Regions from separate parts of the Mus musculus genome. Here regions 1 and 2 are each linked to region 3. The links are chromatin loops, found by intact Hi-C in ENCODE. Cell type or tissue: heart. All regions are shown on one strand. Links, peaks and the distances in the headings refer to the core of each region. The heading gives the core; the rest is flanking DNA.

Region 1 (7,908 bases), core at 1,338-6,337, 120 kb after region 3:
GATTTCTAAGCTTACCATAGAACCCTCAACTTACTAACCACCATTCACTGTCCCAAGAAGCTCTGATGTCTGCATTCGAATGTCTTACCGTTTGGAAGCAAGTGATAGGTAGCTGAAATTAAGATAATGAGAAAGAGGCCTCTGAGAAGTAAGGGAAATGCTCAATGTGCATTGTGCCCCTGGCTCCCCACTGTACAGCTAACCAGCTGTCAATCATCAACCACTGTGGGACAGCACGGAACCTGTATGCTCGCCTTCTTCTGCCTGCAGAAGATAACAACATAAACTCTGTGACTTCAGATATAAAAGAATGTGAGACCACTTTCCAGTTCTCTGTATCATACTGACATAATTCTCACTGCTCAGAAAATAGCTGATTTAGGCATAGAAACAATGAAACCTTCAGAAATGTGGCAGGTGCCTAGAGAAAATATGCTAAAGCTTTCTCAGTCTGAAGTATTAAATACAAACTCTCCACAGTTACATTCACAATGTTCTCACACTCCGTGTCTGCCGATCCAGGAATGAGCCAGATGCAACCTGACTACACCTATCTACATAGGACTCCTCAGGTCCCATCCCATCTCCTAGGACAAAGCCCTTCGGGTTCCATATTGAACGGGGCAAGACTGCAGAGATTAGCAGTGGCCCTAGTAATGTGACCCGAATGGGAATCTCAGGACCCCGGTGAGGCTGCACTCGGGGTCCTGGGAACGCACTTTGAGTCATTCAGGAGAACAAGTGAAGGTCTTGTTGCTGTGCCTCTCGTCTGCCTTTTTGTTTCTGGTACTGGGCTGGAGGCACCAGACTAGAACAGAAAGATCACAGGCTCTTTTTTTTCCCTTCAAGAGCCCCCAGTGAAACAACACAGAAACCTCCTGGTACCCAAATGCGCGTGCTTGTTCTTCTTCTTCTCCCTCTCCCTCCAGTGATGTCACAGAAGGGCAATCATCTCTCTACTGTAAAAACAGAATGCATTTAACATTGTGCTATATGAGCTTCAGAATTTAATTTTTTTAAATGGCGTTTTAAGTATAACTACAATGTGCTAACTTTATGCTTAATCCTCCTCTTGCCTGGATGATCGTTCTCTTGACTTTGAGCTTTATTCTTCTTGGAGATATTTGTAAGCTTTATTATAGTTTTATATGATCGTATGTAATTTATAATCTTGTTTCAATAGTAAAATTTAACCGACACTTGTCACTTGGAGAATACGTTTTGCCACAAGCTTTCCTCATTTAGCACCACGTTTTCAATGTTTTTTTTTTAATTTTATCCTTTATAATTTTACCACATGATGGTTTCTTTATCCATATTTCTATTTGTGGCTCAATAATATCACTACTTTTTATGATAATAAAGGGAGAGATCCTAGGGATAACATACATATACTTATATATACATGTATAATATGTGATATAATATATTATAAGTATTCTTATATATACATAAGTATATAAAATATATAAGTATATCTGATATATAATTATATAATAAGCATATACAATAAAAGTATACTTATATATAATACTTATTATTTATATAATACTCATATATTATAAATATACTTATAAAACTTATACTTAAATATAACTATATACACACACATATATAAAACAGTTGGGAATGATGATATATACTCGCCATCTCGTCGTTTGACAACCTGAGGCAGGAGGATTACAAGTTCTTAGATCTTAAGATTAAGATTGCCTAGCAAGTTCTTGTCTCATAAGATTAAAAATAACACACTCAAGCAAAACTCTTCTTCTTGTCAAGTATTCCTGTACTTTCTTTGCATACATTAATAATAGACTTGGCTTTTAGATGTTTATCACTGCCTTCCTTTGAGAAATGGTAGAACTAGCCTTGCCTCTCACGTGGAAAGCCACATTACTAGGTCACATTACTAGGGCCACTGCTAATCTCTGCAGCCTGGGAGAGCTGGCCCACTACTTGTCACTCATTCCCATGTGGTAGCGTGGATGAGGGAGAGCTACCGTCCCCCGACCCCCTTCATCACCTAGTGTAGACAGGAGACCTGGCCCTGGGGTCATGGCAGCAAGAGAGCTGGCCCTACCCCTCACCTCTGTAGCACTCGGGCAGCACAGTATAGGTGGCCCTGGATATGGGGGTTGCAGTGAGCTGGCTCTGAGGGTGTGAGGAAGGGAGAGCCAGTGGGCTGACCAGCTCAGGTGCAGATGCAGGGCTTTGAATTGGCCTAACTCAGCATTATCTACCCCAACCATGAACTGCATGGTTACATGCAGTACTTGAACAAGCTGTTCTTACAGATCCAGAGCTGCAGGATCTCCATGTCAAAGGGTGACAACAGGGTATCTGAGAGGAGTCTCAGTGAGGATCCAATATTGATAGAATAGCAGAAGCCAGAGGCCTCGAACCAGACAAACAAGCCATTGAGATCAACACTTGCAGGCAAAGAAATGGGGGCCAAAGTGTGTACTGTGGAAAACCCTGTGATGCACTACACTTCCACAAGGAGGTTTTTTTTTTTCCTGTTGTATGGAAGTTGCAAGGATGGAGGGCAGGTATGAGCAGAGGGGGAAGTAGGAACGAGGTGCATGATGTGAAATTCACAACCGATAAAAAGTTGGTTGTTTTTTTTTTTAAAGGAATCGTAATAAAAACAAATTTAAAAAATTGAATCAAGAGATGTTCTCTTCTAATGTTTGTGTGGCAGCAGTGAGCACCACCTGTGTTTTCCTAAGTTGGAGAAGCAACAGGGTGTGTCTGTCAACCGCAGTATCTGCTTAGACACCAGTGAAAGCCCGGCGTTCACGGGCTCACTTCCCAAGGATTCTGACTTCCGAAGGATTTGTCATCTCATGATGCACAGTAAAGATATGTGTACCAAATCAAACCAATTCGTCAAATTCTAGAGTATGGCTTGTTCCCGAGCCTTAGAGATGCATTTCCCCCATGTCACCTTCACACTGTGTCTTCAAACAGATGCAGCTGCGACTTGCAATGCTGAACCTTGTGTCACACTCCCTGGCCCTAGTCTGGCCCTCAAATACGCAACCATTTCCTGTACACGCACTGAAATGACAGTGTGGTCCCTGGGTCCCTGGGGATGATCAGACACTGCGCCACAGCAACCCAGTGGCCCCGGTCACTTCTGGGAAAGGTGGTGACAGTGGGTCCCACTGCGTTATTCCAGTCTCTGAGCAGCTGTGAGCGATCACTGCCTGGAAGCCTATTGGACATTGGAAGGAGGATGAAATAACTTTTTAAAACAAAATATTAAAATTTTATAATTTGGGGGGAGGGGCAGAGAAGCAGCCTGTATCTTGAAGTAAAATCTGGAACAAGACTTGTGGCTCTAAGATGTTATTCGAGTTTGGCCACATGAGGGCGCTGCTCTCATTCTCCTGCAGAGCTTGAGGCTATTCTCTTTCACATAGCCCTGGCCTTGCCATGGCTCACAGCAGACCCGCCTTCCTCCACCTTTGTGAGTTTACACCTTCTTCTACAAAGCAGCCTGCAGACAGACTGGACCCGTCTAGGAGTCCTGCCTCCAGCAAAAAAAAAAAAAAAAAAAAAAAAAGATGCCAGGCTTAAAGCTTGTCACTAACCCGTCCTCTGTGCCTCCAGATGATTAACAGCATCAGCAGAGACCGGTGGTTGGTTCAGTTTATCCAAAAAGTGTTGTGTGTCTCCTGCAGCCAGGCAGCACGACAGGTCTTAGGAGGACACACACCTCAGCACAGATCTTAGCACAGTCCTCCACATACTGAGGTGATGTACAACACTGTGCAACAGTTCAGACAGGCCAGGCTGCCCAAGCAGTCTCATCAGTGACTACCAGAGCACTGAAGGGAGGCTTAGAGAGAGTTGTCGGAGCAGTCAATCAGAGCAAGGACACGCACAGAGGATCGAGAACAAGAGAAGGCTGGAAACGCTGTGTAGCATACTGATAAAGAGAAATATCAACTAACCAGACCTGCCAGAGCTCCCAGGGACTAAACCACCAACCAGAGAGTACACATGGAGGTGGGGGTAGGACCCATGACTCCAGCTGCATACGTAGCAGAGGATGACCTTATCGGGCATCACTGGGAGGGGAGGCCATTGGTCCTGTGGAGGCCTGATGATCCAGGGTAGGGGAATGCTAAGGCAGTGAGGCAGGGTGGGTGGGTGGGTGGGGGAGCACCCTCATAGAGGTAGGGGGAAGGAATAGGGGGTTTCCAGAGGGGAAACTAGGAAGGGGGATAACATGTGAAATATCAATAAATAAAATAACCAATAAAATGGAGAGAAAAGAAATAACATAATATTCTCATAAGTAATAGACCAGATACACCTTGGATCTTCAAAATTGTACGGACATGATTTCATTAAACCAGCAGCACCCAAAAAAAAAAAAAAAAAAAAAAAAAAAAAAAAAAAAAGCCCTTGTAACAAATATACACTTAGGGCCAACGTTCCAACCTGTGACAATAGACACCCAAATAAAACAAAGGGCAGGAAATTTGTTTCAAATCTGACAAGACTGACTGGATCCTTTGCCTATTTCCTGCGGAGTGAATCACAGGGCGATGTTAACTCAGCCTGTGATCTTCAGGTGAGACAGTGCTGTGTCTACAATAATAGGAAAGAAAGAAATTCAAAATAGTATTTTTCCTTCCTACAGTCATCGTAGATTTAAGCTGACGTGGCTGGAGAGTGTAAGGACATTCTACTGTGTTAGGAAGAGCTTCTCCAAGCACCGGGAAGGCAAAGCCTTCAGATCACAGCTCCTCTGAGGGGCAGCACTTCCTCATCGACACTGGTCACGAGGGTCATGGCTGCTCACAGACCAAGGCAGCCCGCACAGCACAAAGCCCCAGTCAGCAGGCATGGCAATGGGGCTCGGGGAGCCAGCATCAGTCAGCACAGATATGCGCAGTGTTTGCAATGACTCGGAGTCAGGGCAGTGTGTTCATGGCTGTGTTCATATCCTCAGGACTCAGTCATTAAGGCCTGGATTCCCTAAGCAGGAGCAGGCAGAGAGGACAAATGTAAAAGGGAAGAAAGAAGCCACGAACAAAGCAAGTACTTGACTGCATACCTTGGATTAAACAAAACCATCAGAGTTCTTCAGGTTTGAAAAGATTGGTTCTCCACTGCCAAGTGTAAGCCACTTTCTGCTCGTCCTAGGACGCTATAGAGTAATTAATACACTTACCAGAATTTCCGCTCAGAAAGTGTGACTTAAGTCCTATACCTTGGGTAGATGCTGCCCTCCTGTGGACTGTCCTGGTAGTGTGGTAAGTAAACTGCTGTGTATCGCACTGCTCGTTATCCATGTGTACCTACAATAAAATCCCTACGAATCCATCCAGAAACAGTCATTTTCACAAAACATAATTTTATGATTGCTTAGGAATAAATGTACCCAGATTTATCATTCATAAAATAATTGTCCCCTGAAACTATTTTCCAAATTGTGGATCATGATCGGCTTTTAACAGAAATGATACAGAAATAGAAAGGAAATATTAAGAAAAAAATTAAACAGGATTACTAGGGTCCTTTGAAGTCTCCAGCAAATAAAAATGGTCATTGTAAACTACAGACGGTGTACGATTGAATAATCTGAACCATTTAATCAGGAAATGTCAGGTGACCTCTCTGTTAACTTGACCATTAGCAAATGAAGTGTGGCAGGGGAACCTTAAGACTGTGGGGCACAGTTACTGCCTCCTACTGAGCAGTTTGTGTCATTTCGATAAACCGTGCATCTGATAGAATTCATGACTCCTGGTTTCAAGCCACTTATCTGATTTGAGTTAGTTCTTAAAGTAGCCTAAATCTCTCCAGAAAGACACTTGAAGCCACAGGACAAGATACCACTAGCCCCAACCCTTCCCGGCTAAACAGAATTAGCAAAACAAGTCTCTGTGCTTGGATCTTAAAAGACCTTGGTTATTAAAACCAAAGCAGCCACCCAGACGTCCTAGTGTTGGCTTTGTAACAGGCTAATTCAGTTTAGCCTGTCTGGCTGTTTGGTGGACTAAGGTGTTGTGAGCCATTCCATATCTGTGTCGGGACCAAACTCTAATCCTCGGCAGAAGTGGTCCTCATCTGTAACCCCTGAACCATCTTTCCGAAATGGTCTGTCTAGTCTGGATGTCATTTAAAACTTAAGCTACTGTAACTATTTTGCTGGCTGTTGCACAACTCCATGAAATGCTCATTACAATGAGATGAAGAGATTGCCTGATTTTTTACATGAGGGGAGGTCTTTTATAGAACCACACAGAATGATAAATAAGTGATGGCCTTGGAGAATTTGTTTTGATTAACTCGCATGCTATACGTTCTAGTGTGAGGAAATAAATCTCATTAATGAATGTTTGGATCCAACCCCGATTATCCTAGGAAAATGGAGGGAGGATGTGAAGCATTGTAAAGGATGTGGGCACCAGGATCCCGGCTTTCTTTCCTCCCCAGACATAGAGTGCTGTCTGTCACCATCTCCTTTTCTGGGGAGCGAGGTCCTATAACAGGCTGGTGCTTTATTGGGGAAGCACCACGAAGTTAGCCCCCTAAATTTCTGCCTTGAACTCTGGCGCCCCCTATTGGTTTAACAAAGTGATGCAGGGCCACACTTTATCACAAGTACAAGTCAAAGGACAAGGTGTTGTTTTGAACCAGAGACTTGGGGATTATTGTGATAAAAATCATTTAAATCAGAGATTGACCAGCACTTTCTGTAAAGTAACATTAGGGACTATTTTCAGGCTTTGAAAGCCACAGTTTCCACACCTAAAAATCTTTCCTTGCCTATAAACTGAAAAAGACCATTGCAAGCAGGGTTAAATCTGTGAGCCATAGCTCGACAACCCTGATTTAGAGTAGAGTGGGTGGCTTTGCCAGTGGCTGACCACTTCCACCAAAGCTGGAGGGGAGGGTCTGCAACTCTGACGTGAGCCTGCCGGAGGGTCCTGGAACACTGCTAGAGGCTTTAACTGCTAACTGTTGAGACCTTGTGTTGTTCCACTTGGTTTCCTGTTGCTATGATAAACACCAGGGCCGGAGCAACTTGAGGAGGACAGGGTTTAATTGGCTTGCAAGTCCCCATCACAGTCTATCACTGAGCATGACTGAGAGAAGCCAGGGCAAGACCTCAAGCCAGGAACCTGGAGGCAGTCGGCAGAACTATGATGAAATCCTGCTCACCGGCTTGCTGGTCAGCCTCACAGTCAGATACTTTTCTCGTCCCTTTCAGAACCCACAGTGGGCTGATGTTGGGGGAGCTGATGTTGCGAGCATGGCATGAAGTCTTGCACCCTGAGACCTCCAGAGTAACCAGGAATGCTGAGTATACAGGACTGTTCTCTAAGGGAATGGACATAAAACCCAATCTTCCTCCTCAAGAACTAGGAATCAGAATAATTAGTTGCTTGGTGACCTGTGTTATCTGTTGGGCCAGGCTGTATCAAGCTCCTACAATGGAACTGGGGATGGTAAGTAATCTAAACGACCCTTACAACCAGCAGCTCCTCTGAGCTCCCACAACCAGGACCAGAGATACCTAATAGTCTAATTGGCCCTTACATTATCTCTGTAGCCAGAAACTCTCCCAAACTCCCACAGTAGGGAGCAGAGGTGGAAAACAACCCAGATGACCTCTATGCCATCTTATGACCAAGGCCAGGCCAGACCTTCCTTAGGCCCTTAAGCTATCACAGGTATCCTATCTCCAGAACCCATCTTCTTGGAAGAAATGACATGTACCCTGAGTTGAGAGTTTTTATGTTCTTGTCCTGATGCTTCCTCGTGCATCAGGAATTCCCTTGCACCAGAAAACTTTTCCCAAATTATACTGTTTAAATTCTTGGGAATAAACAGCCTGACATCAGATGCCCCGAGTTTTGATCCAGGATGACGATGTCCATTTGA
Region 2 (7,908 bases), core at 1,338-6,337, 110 kb before region 3:
CTACTCACCCACTCCCACTTCTTGGCCCTGGCATTCCCCTGTACTGGGGCATATAAAGTTTGCAAGACCAAGGGGCCTCTTTTCCCAATGATGGCCGATCTTCTGCTACATATGCAGCTAGAGACACAAGTTCCGGGGGGTACTGGTTAGTTCATATTGTTGTTCCACCTATAGGGTTGCAGACCCCTTTAGCTCCTTGGGTACTTTCTCTATCTCCTCCATCGGGGGCCCTGTGTTCGATTCAATAGCTGACTGTGTGCATCCACTTCTCTGTTTGCCAGGCACCGGCATAGCCTCAGAAGAGACAGCTATATCAGGGTCCTTTCAGCAAAATCTTGCTGGCGTATGCAATGGTGTCTGTGTTTGGAGGCTGATTATGGGATGGATCCCCGGGTGCAGCAGTCTCTAGATGGTCCATCCTTTCATCTCAGCTCCAAACTTTGTCTCTGTAACTCCTTCCATGGGTGTTTTGTTCCCAATTCTAAGAAGGGGCGAAGTGTCCACAAAAATTCAGGAGACAGCAGATGCTGGCAAGGATGTGGTGAAAGAGAAACACTCCTCCATTGTTGTTGGGATTGCAAGCTTATACAACCACTCTGGAAATCAATCTGGCAGTTCCTCAGAAAATTGGACATAGTACTACTGGAGGATCCCGCAATACCTCTCCTGGACATATCCAGAAGAAGTTCCAACTGGTAAGAAGGACACATGCTCCACTATGTTCATAGCAACCTTATTTATAATAGCCAGAAGTTGGAAAGAACCCAGATGTCCCTCAACAGAGGAACGGATACAGAAAATGTGGTACATTTACACAATGGAGTACTACTCTGCTATTAAAATCAATGAATTTATGAAATTCCTAGACAAATGGATGAATCTGGATGGTATCATCCTGAGTGAGGTAACCCAGTGACAAAAGAACTCACATGATATGCACTCACTGATAAGTGGATATTAGCCCAGAAACTTAGAATACCCAAGATACAATTTGCAAAACACATAAAGCATTTTCTTAACTAGTGAGTGATGGGGAAAGCTCCAGACCATTGTGCATAGAGCCATCCCGGGGCGGTGGTCCTGTGTTCCATTAGAAAGCAGGCTGAGCAAGTCATGGGGAGCAAGCCGGGAAACAGCATCCCTCCATGGCCTCTGCATCAGCTACTGCCTTCAGGTTTCTTCACTGTTTAGTTCCTATCCTGTTTTCATTCAGTGATGAGCAATGATATGGAAGTGTAAGCTACATTAACCCTTTCCTCACCAGTTTGGTTTTGGCTATAGTATTTGATCACAGCAATATAAGCTCTAAGACACATCTCTTGCTCTCTGATCAGAATTTCCTGACCTACACTCTTAGATTTTCCTCTCATTCTCAGTCGTGCTCATCTGAAAAATCTCAAATTTGGTTCTGCCCAACTCTTTGTTTCCTCCATGTGTGCTGTTTTGTGAACATACTGGTATAAAGCGCCCACCAACTGATTTTGATTTTTTTCTTACTTCTTGGGTTATATTTATTTCTGACGTTTCGATTCTATGTGATTCCTCACTCTTTCATGCACACATTTTATATTATTCTTCCTTTATAATTTTGATTAGTTTACAAAGTAGCAGGTTTTGTTGTGGCGTTTAACATACACCCAGTTGACTCTTCCCCGCCCCTATAGTTATTATTCTTTATGTTTCTGTTTTATAAAGCTGATGATGACTTAAATTAATCCTCATATTAAATGTCAGCCAGTTTTTTCGATTAGTAGAATCATACATCAATTATCATACACCAATTATCCTTTTTTGTCTGGCATCTCCCTACTTCATCAATTACTTTTAGAGTTATTCATGCTATACTGCTCATCAGTAGCTTATTATTTTTACCATTGAGTAGTATTCCCAATTCAATCACAGTAGACTAGCTTTAGAGACTAGTTGGGCAGGACAGGAGGAGTTCTCAGTCGTCGGTAACTAATGATTCCATACTGCTAAGCAGCGAGAGCCATCTCTCTGTGGTGCAGAAGTCACGGGGATTATAAATTCTCCTGACCCCTGGGAGATGGGAATGAACACTGGAGCAGCCCTCTCAGAACAGCAGACACGGTTGCTTCTGTTACATCAGAGTCCTAATGGAATCCAGCCCCAAGTGCCACCTGCCCAGTCCAACTGTCGATAAGGAATTCTGCTGATCTCCAGAATTTTCTCACTGGAAACTCTCCTTTCTCATCCTCTGTATTTACTCAATGGGTCAACAAATTATAATTTATCCACAGAATGTAACACAGTCAGTAATGAAAAGAAATAAGCTGTCAAAGCACCAGTGAACATTGGTGAGGAGTTTTAAATTCATATTACTAAATCAGAAAGCTGAGTCGGAACCTTATAAACCAATTAAATGTCTCTTATGGTTTGAACTCATGTACCCACCACTGAGATAGTCTCACTAAATTCCACAGGCTTTTTGTTCTACAGAGGGAGTTCAAAACCAGCCTACCTAAGCTAATTGCCTCTTAGCTGAACGTTGAAAACTCATATTTATGTCTAATGTTCTCATTACATTATTGATTTCAATAATAATTCTTTTGGAATATCTATTTGACTACTTTTTAAATATTTTTTTATGATTTCCCTTTTCTTATTTCTGCACATTTTAAAATTTGTTGATGTTGAATCTTCTTGATAATGGCTTCTTCCTTGTATGTTTTATCGACTTGTCAAGTGAATAATTTTTCCAGGTTTTGGCAATTGTATATGTATTGCTTTAGTAAATATTCATGTGCACATATTTGTATGAACATGAATTTCAACTCATTCTGCTCATCTTCTCAAAGAGCTGCTGCCTTTTCTCATGACCAGAAACACAGGAAGTCCTGGACAACTCGGTTTTCTTAGCTTGTTATTATCTGGACCTCTAGGTTGTCCTATGTTCAAACTATGAAGGGAATTTGGTAATTGAAAATTCTTGCAAGGGACAGGGCGGAGAGCCTTTTCCTGTGCTGGGCTGTAGCAGAGCCTAGTAAACATCCTTGCCTTTTGCAGTGAGGGTAAGCTTCTTGGTTCCACACTTTCACCAAAGATGCAAAGCTTGAATTGTTCCTGTTTAAGAAATCTCTGTGTCTCTGTCCTGCCTTGCTTGCTTTACCTCACAGCCATTAAGCTATTAAACTGAAGTCTATGAGAGACAAAGCTACACATTTCACTGAGAGGGCTGCAGACTCAAGGTCGGTGTGAGTGTTCACTTTGTTATAGGATCAAAACCAACCTCTCCAGTGTCTCAGCTATGGAATTCGGTGTGTAGTTTTTGGTTTTTGTTTGTTTGGATGGTTTGTTTTGTTTTCATTTCTACACCCTGCTTGACATTTGTCTTGTGTAAAATTCTTGGTTTTGCTAAATAAACCAGAAAGTTTTAACTGTATGTTTTAAACTCATTTTCCCTAAAGCCAGAAGCCCATCTCTATTTCTTCTGTTTGTATCTAAGTAGTAATTAATTGGGTTTTACGCAAGGTGATTTTACATGATCACATGATCAGGACTGTAGATTATATTTGTTTAGCTTACATTGTGAGAATACTGTAAATTCCTGACTATATTTCTTAACTTACATTTCTTTTACTCTCTCTTGAGAATAGGAACTTAATCTGATTTATTTTTGCACCTTTACACCCCTTCCACAGAGCAGGGATTTGTTAAAAGGTGAATTTTCAATTGTCTACCCCAAATGATGTAATACATGAGTGGGGAGGCTGACCCTTGATGTTGTTAACCTCCACCCAAACCAAGGTCACTTGTAAGCCAAGAGTTTGGATTTCTCTTAATTAAAAACGCAGTCTTCAAATACAGCTGAGCCCTTCTATTTGGGGAAGAACTTGTTGGGCTCAGGAACAATGTTACATATTAATTCTGTGGGAAGACGTGTTACACAGTGGCCATACAGGTGCTTCCTGTTGAAGCTTGCAGTTCCCATACAAGAATGTCGAGAACAACGGCTGAGAACAAAACTGAGCCCACTTAATTAGATTTGCCCAGTGTGCTAGATAGAAAGTCACTGACCAAAAATAACATGTTTAAGCACTGATGGCGTTGAGATACAAACCAGCAGCAGTCAGGAAATTCAAAATTAAATCTGAGCTCCACCCTTCACTTGCCCCATTGTGCCCAAGCCGCACCAAGGTCAAAAATTAATTGGAGACACTGAAAGCACACACAGCCTGCAATATTTCAGCTCAGTGAGGTCAGGAGGAAAACTTAGTTAAAACCTTATTAGAGCAGTTTACAGGAGCACATTATTATGAATATGAAATTGGAGTCATGCCTTGATGGATTGTCACCAATGTAATTCGTTGCAATTAATTTGAAAATGCAAGTGAACATAATTAAACTTCTTTTTTATGATAATCTGGACATTTGTCTCCAGGTATACTCATTCTTATAGATTTGACACAGCAGACACACAGAATGTAATAAGACATATTCCAGTCATTCAATTTTAACTCAGAGCTTGGCGACATTAGAGGACAGAAGAGACAGTAGAGCTCAGATATCCAAAGACTAAATGCACAAGCCAAGCATGGGTCCAATCTCGTGGTCATTCGAGATCTTGTGAAAAACAGAACAAGGACATTAGCTTTGAGTGTGCAAACCAGCTAGATAGGTGGCCCAGCAAGTCCCAGGGCTCCTTCTGTATGGGATCCTTCAGCCCTGAGATTCCAGTACTGAACAACTAGGCTTGGCCTGTATGTGGGTGCTGGCAACTGAACTTATGCCCTCAGGCATGTGAGGCACATCTCTGCACATGGTATCTTCTTTAAACACAATAAACATTGCATCTTTTTTTCAAGAGAGGTTAGGAAAGAAGGGAACAGCAGGAGAAAATTGAATAGAATTAGAAATATGATTTATTTAATATCCTATTTAATCCTCCATGGCATACAAATTGGAGATTATGACTTAATGTAATGTTAAGGCTTCCAACCATATTCAGATCAGATCAAAAGGTAAATATGACATAAACTCAGAATAACTATTTTTTTAATCATTTTGCTTTTCATTTTATAACTTAAACTAGAATAAATTACTTTGAACTGAAACTGAATATTAAAATTATGGCCAAAAGGGTTTACATGGTTTTTTAGAAGATATGAATTGACAGTTGTATTAATAGTGTGTTTCTCAGAGTGACATTGATCATTTTATGACATTGTGCTGGAGTATATTCATGGATCTTGCCACTGCCTGCATTGGACAGTATGAAAAACAGAAAAGAAACCAGAAAATAACACAAATTAGGTGTATTTTTAAAAGGTTTTGTAAGAAAATGTTTTATCACCTTTTAAGACTTTACAAGCAAGAAATCTAACCTTTTCTTAAGATTGAGTCTAATGTTCATTTCTTACATCACAGGTGTGGGTTAGACATTCAAGGCTACTGTGTTTATTTTTATACCAACTTTTATGTTTCTAAACAGCAGACCAGCATGTAAGATAAATGCTCTATAGAAATGACTGGCTCTCTCACTACCAGGGTATTACATATAAAGAGTTCTGTATTCACTATTATCAGGCACAAGAGAAAGCCCGCCCCAACATGACCTGCTGCACAAAATACCTTTTGTGACCAATTTCAGTGCTTGCTGAATCCTCAAGCCAGCCATTGACAAGTTTTCTTTTCCCACATACATAATTTATAAGTCATCTAATTAATATTTCATAAGTTAAACAGTTGTTCATATGAGTTACTTGCTTTCACAAATGGCAAAAATTAATTTCCCCCCAAATCTACTTGCATTGCATTTCTCTTTGCCCTAATGCAGAGCAGAGCAGAGGCTGCAGCCTTGAGGATCAGTCCTACAATGGCATCTCTCACTGCACAAAAGCTTGCACCCTGTGAACAAGCCTCAGACAAGAGCGCTTCAAGGAAACCCTATACCACATGATAGATAGATTCCCTGACCTTTTCCTCTGTCCTCATTACACAGAGCTCTGAACTGAGTCTCTGGCTCCATTTATAGAGCATTTGACAATGACTGATAGTTCTGTTTTCCTTGTCCTTACGTTTAAATGCTCTTGCTCTTACAGGGAGATTTGGAGAGGACAGAGAAAAGCTGAGAGGGGTAGGAACAAAAATATGTAAAAACCTCTATCTGGCAGATACCTATCTGGCTTGTTATCCCAGAACATGAGTGACTTTCAAATTCCTGTGCACAACAAAAAATTAAAACGATCACCCACTACAGCAAATTATTTTATATTTGGGCTCTTTTCTGGTCCCTCAGGTTGAGGGAGACTAGATCTCATCCTCTAGGCCTCACTGATGTTCTTTACCTGTGTATCAAGCATAGGACCAAAGCTTGGGATCAAAAGAGGGCAGCTATGAGAGTGCCTGTGTGATCTTGAGATTTATGCAGACACACAGTAGGTCTTATACAATGTGATTAGAAGGGACCAGGCCAAACCCAGGCACACAGAAAGTCTTATATAATATGACTAGAAAGGACCAAGTCGAACTCAATTCCTAGCTTTTCTCTCTGAAGCCACTAAATTAATATGGCTTCATATTAATTTAGTGTGTGTGTGTCTCTTGAATCTCTCTACTTCTTTTCTATAAAAAGCCATCCCTTGTCTGCAACCCTATAGGTAGAACAACAATATGAACTAACCAGTACCCCCAGAGCTCATATCTCTAGCTGCTTATGTTGCAGAAGATGTCGGCCATCATTGGGAAGAGAGGCCCCTTGGTCTTGCAAACTTTATATGCCCCAATACAGGGGAATGCCAGGGCCAAGAAGTGGGAGTGGGTGGGTAGGGGAGCAGGGCGAAGGGAGGGTAGAGGGAACTTTCGGGATAGGATTTGAAATGTATATAAAGAAAATATCTAATTTTTAAAAAAGCCATCCCTTAGACAAACTATCATCTTCTGCTCTGCCTTCACCAGATCGCCCATTCCTCTGGTCTGTTAGCGCACCTGTCACAATCCCAAAGCCATGTCTGTGTCCTCCTAAAACGTCACCCATTAGCTTCCCAGGACTCTTAGGATAGAATCGTAAATCCTCAACCTGGCTCAGAAGGCTGTGTGAACTGGCTTCAGATCGTATCTGAACATCGAGGCCCTGAAGTTCCTGCTTCACCCTCCACTGGTAATTAATTGCTCATCGCTCTACACCTGGATAGCTCTGAGGGAGAGCCTGGGCTTCAGAGTGACAATTAATTCTCAGGAAACTCTGCCCTCCTCAGTGGGAGTTGGCTGCTTTAATGACATATGCATCTACCTATTCTCTTATTCTCTCTCACCCACACTGCACAGTACTTACCGCACAGTACTTACTGCACAGTTCTCACCCCTTAGCCATGACTTGTCTGCTTTACACCCTAGATCTGATGCAACTTGTTCATGCTGAGGATACCAGGGCTTAGAACAGTGCTTGGCTCTTTAAGGTTGAAGGAAAAGGACAAAGGGAAAGGGGATACAGGGAAGAAGAGATGGGACAGATCACCCTAGAGAAACCAGAATCAAACTCTGCTAAAGAGAGGTCTTTCAGAAGTCCAAGTGGGTCAGGAAGTAAACTGGGTACTGGGAAAGCACCATCATGAGCTGTGATTTAGAAAACATTTGAACTGACTTGGTTATACACACTACAGACATCGTCTGACTTTCAACCTCCGTTGATAACAACATATAATCTGGATTCTCTTCAAAAGAATTTGGAACAAGCACTCCTTAATGGGCTTGACATTTTACAAGTGCTTGGGGGAGTCCTGCAATGCCTCCAGCACTGGGTGCAACACTGACTACAGGTCTGTGTACTCCTTTGCAGCTGCATGCCTGGGCTAGCAGACTCTTTCATCTCTCCTTTGTTGTATACGGTGACCCATGCATTACCCTAAATATAATTAAACCGCCATGTCTTCTTCTATATTGCCTCAA
Region 3 (7,908 bases), core at 985-5,984:
TCTGGGAGAGAACTTCCATGTGGCATCTTCTTGGAGAGTCACTTTCAAGAAGATACTTACAAAGACTTCTGGGAACTCTGCCTATGCGTCACGTAGACTCAGATAACTTTCCAGAAAGGCAGTGGTAGGAAACCCAGATTTATCTTCGTGTGACTAGGTGATGGCCATTCATGAAGATCAAAGATTTAATCTTTACATTTTACAGTTACCCTTACACAATAAGGTTAAATCTTTAAGGATAACTTTCAGTGAAATGTTACCAATTGTATTACTTAGTTCTCTTTCCAGTTATAAAAAACACCAGGGCCAAGAGTGACTTATGGAAGGAAGAGTTGATTTTTGCCTATGGTTCCAAAAGGAAAGTTCAAAATGGAGGGAAAGGGATTGACTGCTACATGCAGGCAAGCTTGCTGGAACCAAAAGCTGAGCGATCATATATTCAATCAAAAACACAAAGCAGGGAGAGCAAACTGGAATCTGAGCGAGGCTATGTAATCTCAAAGCCCTTCCCTTAATGACATACTTCCTCCAGCAAATTAAAGTTCCCAGAGCCTCCCCACATTGCCACCAACATGGGACTAAGTGTTCAAAGAGATGAGCCTGTGGGGACATTGCCCATTCAAATCACCACACCTATGTGAAAAATGCTCTTCTACCAAAAGGAGATTAAAAATATCTATCTAGTGTGTATGTAATTAAGTTAATCAAAATAGTTAACAAAACCAGTTTGCATAGTGGGGGAATGTGGACTCAAAAGCCTGGCTTAAATCTAGTTTAAATCTAATAATATGACCCAAAGTGAATTTTTGAGATTCACATTCACTACATATAAATCCATGAAGAATAATGCCAACACTGCTGTGAGGGAGTGCGTGAGCTCCTGTGAAGAAAAAGGCCTAATTGGGTGATAGTTCCTAGAGCCAATGGGTAGTTTAATGCGCCCATCATATTGGAATTCAGAGTACAACTGAGAAAAGAAATTACACAGAGCTTAAAATGATTTGGCTATATTCTTGGCCACCAGGAATTAATAAATTAAAATTGAGTAGTTTGAAATCAGTTTAATCATCAACCTATTAAAAAAACTTATATTTTGAGCTCAACTTGTGGCAGGTACTATGATGGTGTAGAGGGAACGCAGCATTCAGTCTCTGGCCTGGTACCAAGGGAATACAGCATTCTTTCAGTCACTGACCCGATACAGAGATCAGATTAGATTAGATTTAGATTCGATTTAGACCAGGCTTTTGAGTCTACATCCTCCCACTATGCAAACTGATTTGGCAAACTATTTTGATGAACTTAATTACATACACACCAGATAGATATTTTTAATAACATTTTGGTAGAAGAGCATTTTACACATGGGTGTGCTGATTTGAATGAGGAATATAATCATAGCATTCATTCAGTCACTGGCCTGGCACAGTTCTTTCACATGACCTTGTCAGTGACCCACACTAACCTCTATAGGTTATTCTACCTTCACTTCTTTTGCGGTGATAAAACACCCTGACTGTAAGCAGCCTCCTCGGGAAGGAAAGGGTGATTTGACTTTCATCACTGAGGGCAAGTCAAGGCATGATCTCAGGCAGCTCACCACATCTCATCCACATATGGCAGAGCAACGTCAATCCATGTGCAGGGTGCTCGCTGCTTATGCCTGACCAGCCTTCTTCATTCTGTACAGTTCAGAGTCCAGCCCAGGAAACAGATGTCCCCTCATGCTCAGTGGGTCTTCCTACCTTAATAAACATTAAGGTGATTCCCCCCTCCCCCTACCTCCACAAACAAGTCCATGGGCCAACCTCACCCAGACAATGTCTCAGGCAGGGACTTTTTTTTATTTATGAGTACACTGTAGATGTCTTTAGACACACCAGAAGGTATCAGATCTCATTACAAATGGTTGTGAGCCACCATGTGGTTGCTGGGAATTGAACTCAAGACCTCTGGAAGATCAGCCAGTGTTCTTAACCTCTGAGCCATCTTGCCAGCCCCTCAAGCAGGGTCTTCTTTAGGATCTCCCCGCAAAGTAATTTCAGGTTGAGGCAAATTGACATGTAAAGCAGCTAGAACGATAGTCAAGTACAAAATTAGCGTTAGTAGTCTACAAGTGCTCTAAAAAACAGGGCAGAGGCACATCTCAGCAGGAATTAGCAGGGACATTCCCATTGCATGGAAGACACACTAATAGAGATGATGAGAAAGAGAGAGGTAGAGAAGAAAGCCTGAGTGAAAGTGACTTGTGTCAAAGGGACAGGTTCAAAACTGCCCTTGGAGCAGGCACATCCTTACTGAAGCACACAAAGAATTCCTTATTGCACAACACTGTATGTTGGCACGAAAGTCCACGTGAAGCAGTTCCATGCTGACCTTGTCTTCACTGAGGCAGGAGGATAAACATTGTCTTCAAAACAACCTGATTTGGAATTGGTGCTCATGCCCAGGCCATAGTTCCCATCCCTTAGACTTAACTACAGTCCACATTTAAAGTTCACCTTTTAACATACACGCGCACGTTCTGCTTCCAGCTTCATGGGAAACATTTGATAGGCGTTGCCCATCTAAGATGCAAATCCTAGTTGTACAATGAACTAGCTGGGAGACAAAGGGGGTCTAGAGGATGACCTCCTCTGCAGGCACAGCAGGATCTTGCTGATAGCAGAATAATGCACCTCACCCACCACTCTGCGCAACGGAAGATCCCTAGCATTCCCTTCTCTACCATAAAGACAGAAGCCAAGAATGACAGGGAGAGTTCATTTCCTTGCTCTGTCTGGTAAAATAAGCGTCAGGTTGAATTTGTAAATAGGCTTCCTGAGTATTTTCCTGTCTTCTGCCTCAGGTCCCTTTAGGCAACAGTAGAAAGACCCCTAGTAATGGCACCTCAGTACACAGGAAGAGGGATCTACAGGGCACAGAGAGAGATCTACAGGGCCTTTTGGTCCTTTGGGTGGGCAGTCCCTCTGCCGAAGAAGAAAGCGTCCCGCCCTGCATGCTGGCTTAAAACTTAAGGGCAAAACAAAACAAAACAAAACAAAATCAAAAAACAAGAACAAACGAAAGACAACTTCCCCAAACCAAGCAGATTTCGGGAATCACTACAGGACATTTGTGTGAACAGTCGGAGTATTCAAAGTCCAGGTTGATACAGAACCTTCTCTCCTAGGTTCCAGATCCCAGGTTGTCATGGGATATGTTAGTTTCTTCGTTGAGTAAGAAATAAACAGCTTTATGTGAGACACAACTCTGAACTAGGACTGCCCCTCCCAGCGGTCAGCTGGGGCTGATACTGTCCAGGCGTCGCCCAAGGGAAAAGGTTGTGGCAAGGTCGCTCAGAAAACGCGGGAGGAGTCTGGCGTTGATTGATGCTGGGAAGGGACCGAATGAATAAAAGTACTTGTCTGGGGACAGCAAAGACCCCGCTCAAGCTGCTGAGGATCCGCTGCCTGGCATTCTCTCGGTCTTTTGTCAGAGCCAGAGCTGCATTCAGTTGCGAGAGGCCTGTTTAGGAGCAGCTGGACGCCTGCTGAGAGCCGCAAGCTCCCTAGGGCAGTTGACAACCTGGGAAGGAGGTTCCCTGCTCGTGGCGCTGCTCCTGGTGCTTCCAATCCGCACGAGGTAACGAACCATCCTGGTTTAGCTTTGAATTAACATCTGTGGCTGAACCGTGCTTTGGGGCTTCCGCTTTGCTTAGTGGTTCGGGGGTTTTTTAATTAGTAAAACTTACACACGACAGCGATTTAAACCGAGATTGGGTTGTAAGGCGAGTGTTTGAAGTCACTGGGACAGCACAGAAGTTGGTGCTGATCTGTTATTCTCTCGGTTCTTGGCTGAGTGCATTGACGTATGCCCTTGGCCGCTAGGTGCCTTCACTCCGGGTCCCCAAGCTTAGCTAAAATTGGGCTTGCTTCTTCCCGGCACATACGAGTGTTCTTTCATTGGGACACGCACCCTCCCCAGTCTGGAACACCCCCTGCCCGAATGCTCCTCCCCACCGACTGGTCTACGGCAGGGCTGGGGATTAAAACTCTGCGAGCAGGGTCCGGGAGGAGACTGAATGCAGACCAGCGGGTGGCGTGCGCCCAAGTTCCCCACTGGCGCGCAAACTTAACTTACTGTTAAGGCGCGGGTAGAGGCAACCGGGCTAGTGTGTTTTCAGAGGCTTGGCTGGGGTAGCTGACTTAAGTGTCCTGTCTTCACTCCCCAGTTGGTCTCCAGACTGAAAACAGCAGAGCGGCTACCAGACTCTCACAGGAGCAAGCTGTAACATGCAATCGCCCGCAAGCCGGTGCGGACGCGCCTTGGTGGCGCTGCTGCTGGCCTGTGGCTTCTTGGGGGTATGGGGAGAGAAAAGAGGATTCCCACCTGCCCAAGCCACGCTGTCACTTCTCGGGACTAAAGAGGTAATGACGCCACCCACTAAGACCTCCTGGACCAGAGGTTCCAACTCCAGTCTGATGCGTTCCTCCGCACCTGCGGAGGTGACCAAAGGAGGGAGGGGGGCTGGAGTCCCGCCAAGATCCTTCCCTCCTCCGTGCCAACGAAATATTGAGATCAGCAAGACTTTTAAATACATCAACACGATTGTGTCGTGCCTCGTGTTCGTGCTAGGCATCATCGGGAACTCCACGCTGCTAAGAATCATCTACAAGAACAAGTGCATGCGCAATGGTCCCAATATCTTGATCGCCAGTCTGGCTCTGGGAGACCTACTGCACATCATCATAGACATACCCATTAACACCTACAAGGTAATGTACCTGATAACGAACGATCTGAGGATCTGGAAACCAAAGGTGGGGTTGTAAGCTGAGTGGTAAAGTGGCAATCTTTAAAGTATTGGTGGTGGTGGGGGGGGGGGGTTAGACACTTTCTCAAGGAGACTGCTCCTCTGCCAATAGTGACAATTGAATTTGAACGAGATTTTCCTGCGGGTTTTCTTAGCCTCTGACAAGTGTAGCTTTCCAGGTAGTGACATTGTTACTATTGGAGATCTGTTAGGAAAGAAGAATTCAGATTCCCTGACCCAGGGTCACTGAATCAGAAGCTCTGGTGAAGATGACAGCAGTGATACATTTTAAAAATCCTTTGTAACTATGACAACATTTAACAGTTGGGAATCACAAGCCTGGAAGTCAGTCTTTCTAGGCACAACCTCTTAAAAGTATGGTCCCCAAAGTGGGATCATGAATATCGTCTGGGAGTTTGTGAGGAGTGCAAATCTGCCCCAAACAGAGTTTGCATCTTGGGTGTACAGATGATTCATGGGTAAGGTAACTTTGGAAAACATGGTTTTCAGGACCCAGAAAGCCTGTCAGTAAGATTTTAGGAAACAATTGGCTTAGGCTAAAGGGGCCTAGAATGGTAAGTAAAAATGTATTTCCTTGATTCGAGTGGCCTTGGATACTCTTCATGGAATTAGTGTCCTGGTCCAAGTGTCAGGTTAGATGCATGACTTCCTTTATCCATTGTGGCAACCCACACATTGGCAGTTATTGCCATTTTACACGTATAATAAGATGTTCAAGGGCCCTCCATGAGTTCAAGGTAGAAAGCAGGCTCTAGTACCTCAGATTCCCAGATGTAAGCTTTGCGACATTATCTCTGATATTTCATGGTAATGCATAAGACACGGTCAGGACAGTGGAGAACTCCGTAATAAAGTCAGTAAAATTGTCAGTAGTAAGCAATATGGTGGTTTGCACAGCTATCAGAAGAAATAGGCTCAGAGAAGAAATCGGCTCAGAGGACAAGGCAGGACATGTACATCCACGCTGTTGACTCCAGGTGGTTTTAGAAGTCAGTACAGCATCCTGGCATGGGGGTCTCCTTCTCTTCTATTTCCCGATGCAGCTTCTAGTGCCCACCTAGGGGGTGTTTGTGATGTTAATAAAAACAGACTGACTGGGCAGTGGTGGCACACACCTTTAATCCCAGCACTTGGGAGGCAGAGACAGGTGGATTTCTGAGTTCGAGGCCAGCCTGGTCTACAGAATGAGTACCAGCACAGCCAAGACTACACAAAGAAACTCTGTCTCGAAAAACCAAAAATAAAATAAAATAAAATATTTTAAAAAACCAGACCGAATAAAAGGTCCAAAAATGTTTAGAGTTGTGCAACTATGTAGCACTTCTTCCCACTGCCATCAATAGAAAGTCACACATAAACACCATACAGGTATAAAGGAATGAGAATGTACTTTGTCCACTTGCCAAAGACCAACCCAAGCCTCTGTGCTATGCAAGGAGCTGAGAGTATTAGGATGGGGAAGGTCGGAGAGCGCTCTGTAACCATAATGACATGAGTGGTTACCTTAAGGCAGCCTTTGAGATTGCTCTTCATTGGTCCCTGGGAATCCTGACCCCAGTAGCCACATTTTAAGGGAACTCCAGACATTTCTGAGACTTAGAGATGGGACATAGATTAGGATCCAAACCCTGGAGAGAAACACTACCAGAAATACAAAGGAGAAATGCTAAAACTCTGGGACAGCAATCACCTTTGATGGCCTCTGAGAATTTGCCTGGAGACATATAAGCTGAGAAGTTCTTTACATGTGATCAGAGGTGGCCCCCTTTTTTAGAGTAGCAAGATGGATCTTTCTTTCCATGGTGGCCAATGAAAACAGTCCAGTTCAGCTCTTCCAAACTGAACTGGGAAGCTTTACAGTAGAAAATGTAAAATAACTGAATCAGATTCCTCCCCAAAGAGAAGATTATAATCTACTTTTGCTAGCTTTGCGCAGAAAGTCCACAGAATTCTGTTTTGGGCAGGCTTCATTGACCTACACATTGAACCAAGCTAGAAACTCCTTATGTCAGCCAGCCATTGAACTGTTGAGTGAAAGGCAGAGTTTAGAACCTCATCTTCCCGTGTGTTCCCACTAGACCACATATAAGTTGATTCTTCCTGGACCATGGTACTTTCTGCCTGGTCAAATGACTATTTGGATTTTCCTGGTGAATATCTGACTGAGCACTGCTGGTCTCCTTTCCAGTTCCTCTATTATTTCCCTGGGAAGTCACATTCTTTACCCCAAAGCTATTCAATGCACTAAAGCTCACTCCTAGAACCGACTGATGAGTCACTAAACTTAGTCATCTACATCTGTCTGAAAGAAACTCAAGTCATCAGCTTAGGTCCCACAGGCAGGAGTGTCAACATGATCTCCTGCAAACCCACAGTGTTGCCTTGGATTTGGTTTGAGGCTGTAACAGTGGCCTCTGTTTCTGGGGCATTATGAACTCATTTTATTCATTATATTACTCAGATAAAGTTACACAGAATGTATGGCTCTCAACCCCGATTTAAGTCACCGAGGAAGTGAAGACCTTATTTGCCCAATATCACAGCGCTGGAAAGTGATTCCTCTTGACTTGAACCCAGTGTATCTGGTCCTAGAACCAGTAGCCTTCCCTATCACACTGCATCAAGAGTGCTAAGGCACAGCTCGCCCTTTTTCCAGCCTGAGCTTCATCAGGACCTCAGCTTGAGTACTTGTGACTCATGGTCGTATTAAGTAAAGACCCAGGCTAAACCTTTTCAGAATTCATCTGAAATGTCAGATTTGCAGCCTGGAAGTCCTCTTGGATAGTCTAGATTATACAGTATAGTGGATAGTCTAGATTATACAGTATAGTGGATAGTCTAGATTATACAGTATAGTGGATAGTCTAGATTATACAGTATAGTGGATAGTCTAGATTATACAGTATAGTGGATAGTCTAGATTATATAGTGGATAGTCTAGATTATACAGTATAGTGGATAGTCTAGATTATATAGTGGATAGTCTAGATTATACAGTATAGTGGATAGTCTAGATTATACAGTATAGTGGATAGTCTAGATTATATAGTGGATAGTCTAGATTATACAGTATAGTGGATAGTCTAGATTAT

What was found. A loop is a pair of places that touch in the nucleus more often than their neighbours do. Peaks named below come from ENCODE experiments on the same cell type or tissue, not always from the same donor. Only the 100,000 strongest peaks of a DNase experiment are listed, where the experiment ranks them.
Region 1: it touches region 3 in a loop (3-fold over the local background); 10 of 42 quality-filtered maps call a loop at or near these places.
Region 2: a loop joins it to region 3, with 4 times the contacts of the local background. A loop is called at or near these places in 3 of 42 quality-filtered maps.

The regions. Positions count from the first base shown.
Region 1 is chr14:103,716,340-103,724,247 of GRCm38, reverse strand. Gm35197 (a long non-coding RNA gene) reads right to left here and starts at 5,222. Exons shown (of 3, transcript XR_383715.2): 1 at 5,189-5,222. In heart, for the core only: CTCF peaks have their summits at 3,362 (motif pointing right) and 5,252 (motif pointing left); DNase peaks (open chromatin) are centred at 3,117, 4,867 and 5,187; H3K4me3 peaks cover 504 bases; H3K27ac peaks cover 778 bases.
Region 2 is chr14:103,946,218-103,954,125 of GRCm38, reverse strand. No RefSeq gene overlaps it. Among named protein-coding and RNA genes, the nearest start is that of 4930518C04Rik, 51 kb to the right of the region's middle. In heart, for the core only: no CTCF peak of the experiment used is centred there; a DNase peak (open chromatin) is centred at 3,975.
Region 3 is chr14:103,839,843-103,847,750 of GRCm38, reverse strand. Ednrb (endothelin receptor type B) reads left to right here and starts at 3,275. Exons shown (of 8, transcript NM_001136061.2): 1 at 3,275-3,624; 2 at 4,214-4,757. The coding sequence starts at 4,275. All of the region lies in intron 1 of Gm35197 (a long non-coding RNA gene), which reads right to left. In heart, for the core only: CTCF peaks have their summits at 3,252 and 3,882; DNase peaks (open chromatin) are centred at 3,330 and 4,020; H3K4me3 peaks cover 2,952 bases; H3K27ac peaks cover 2,159 bases.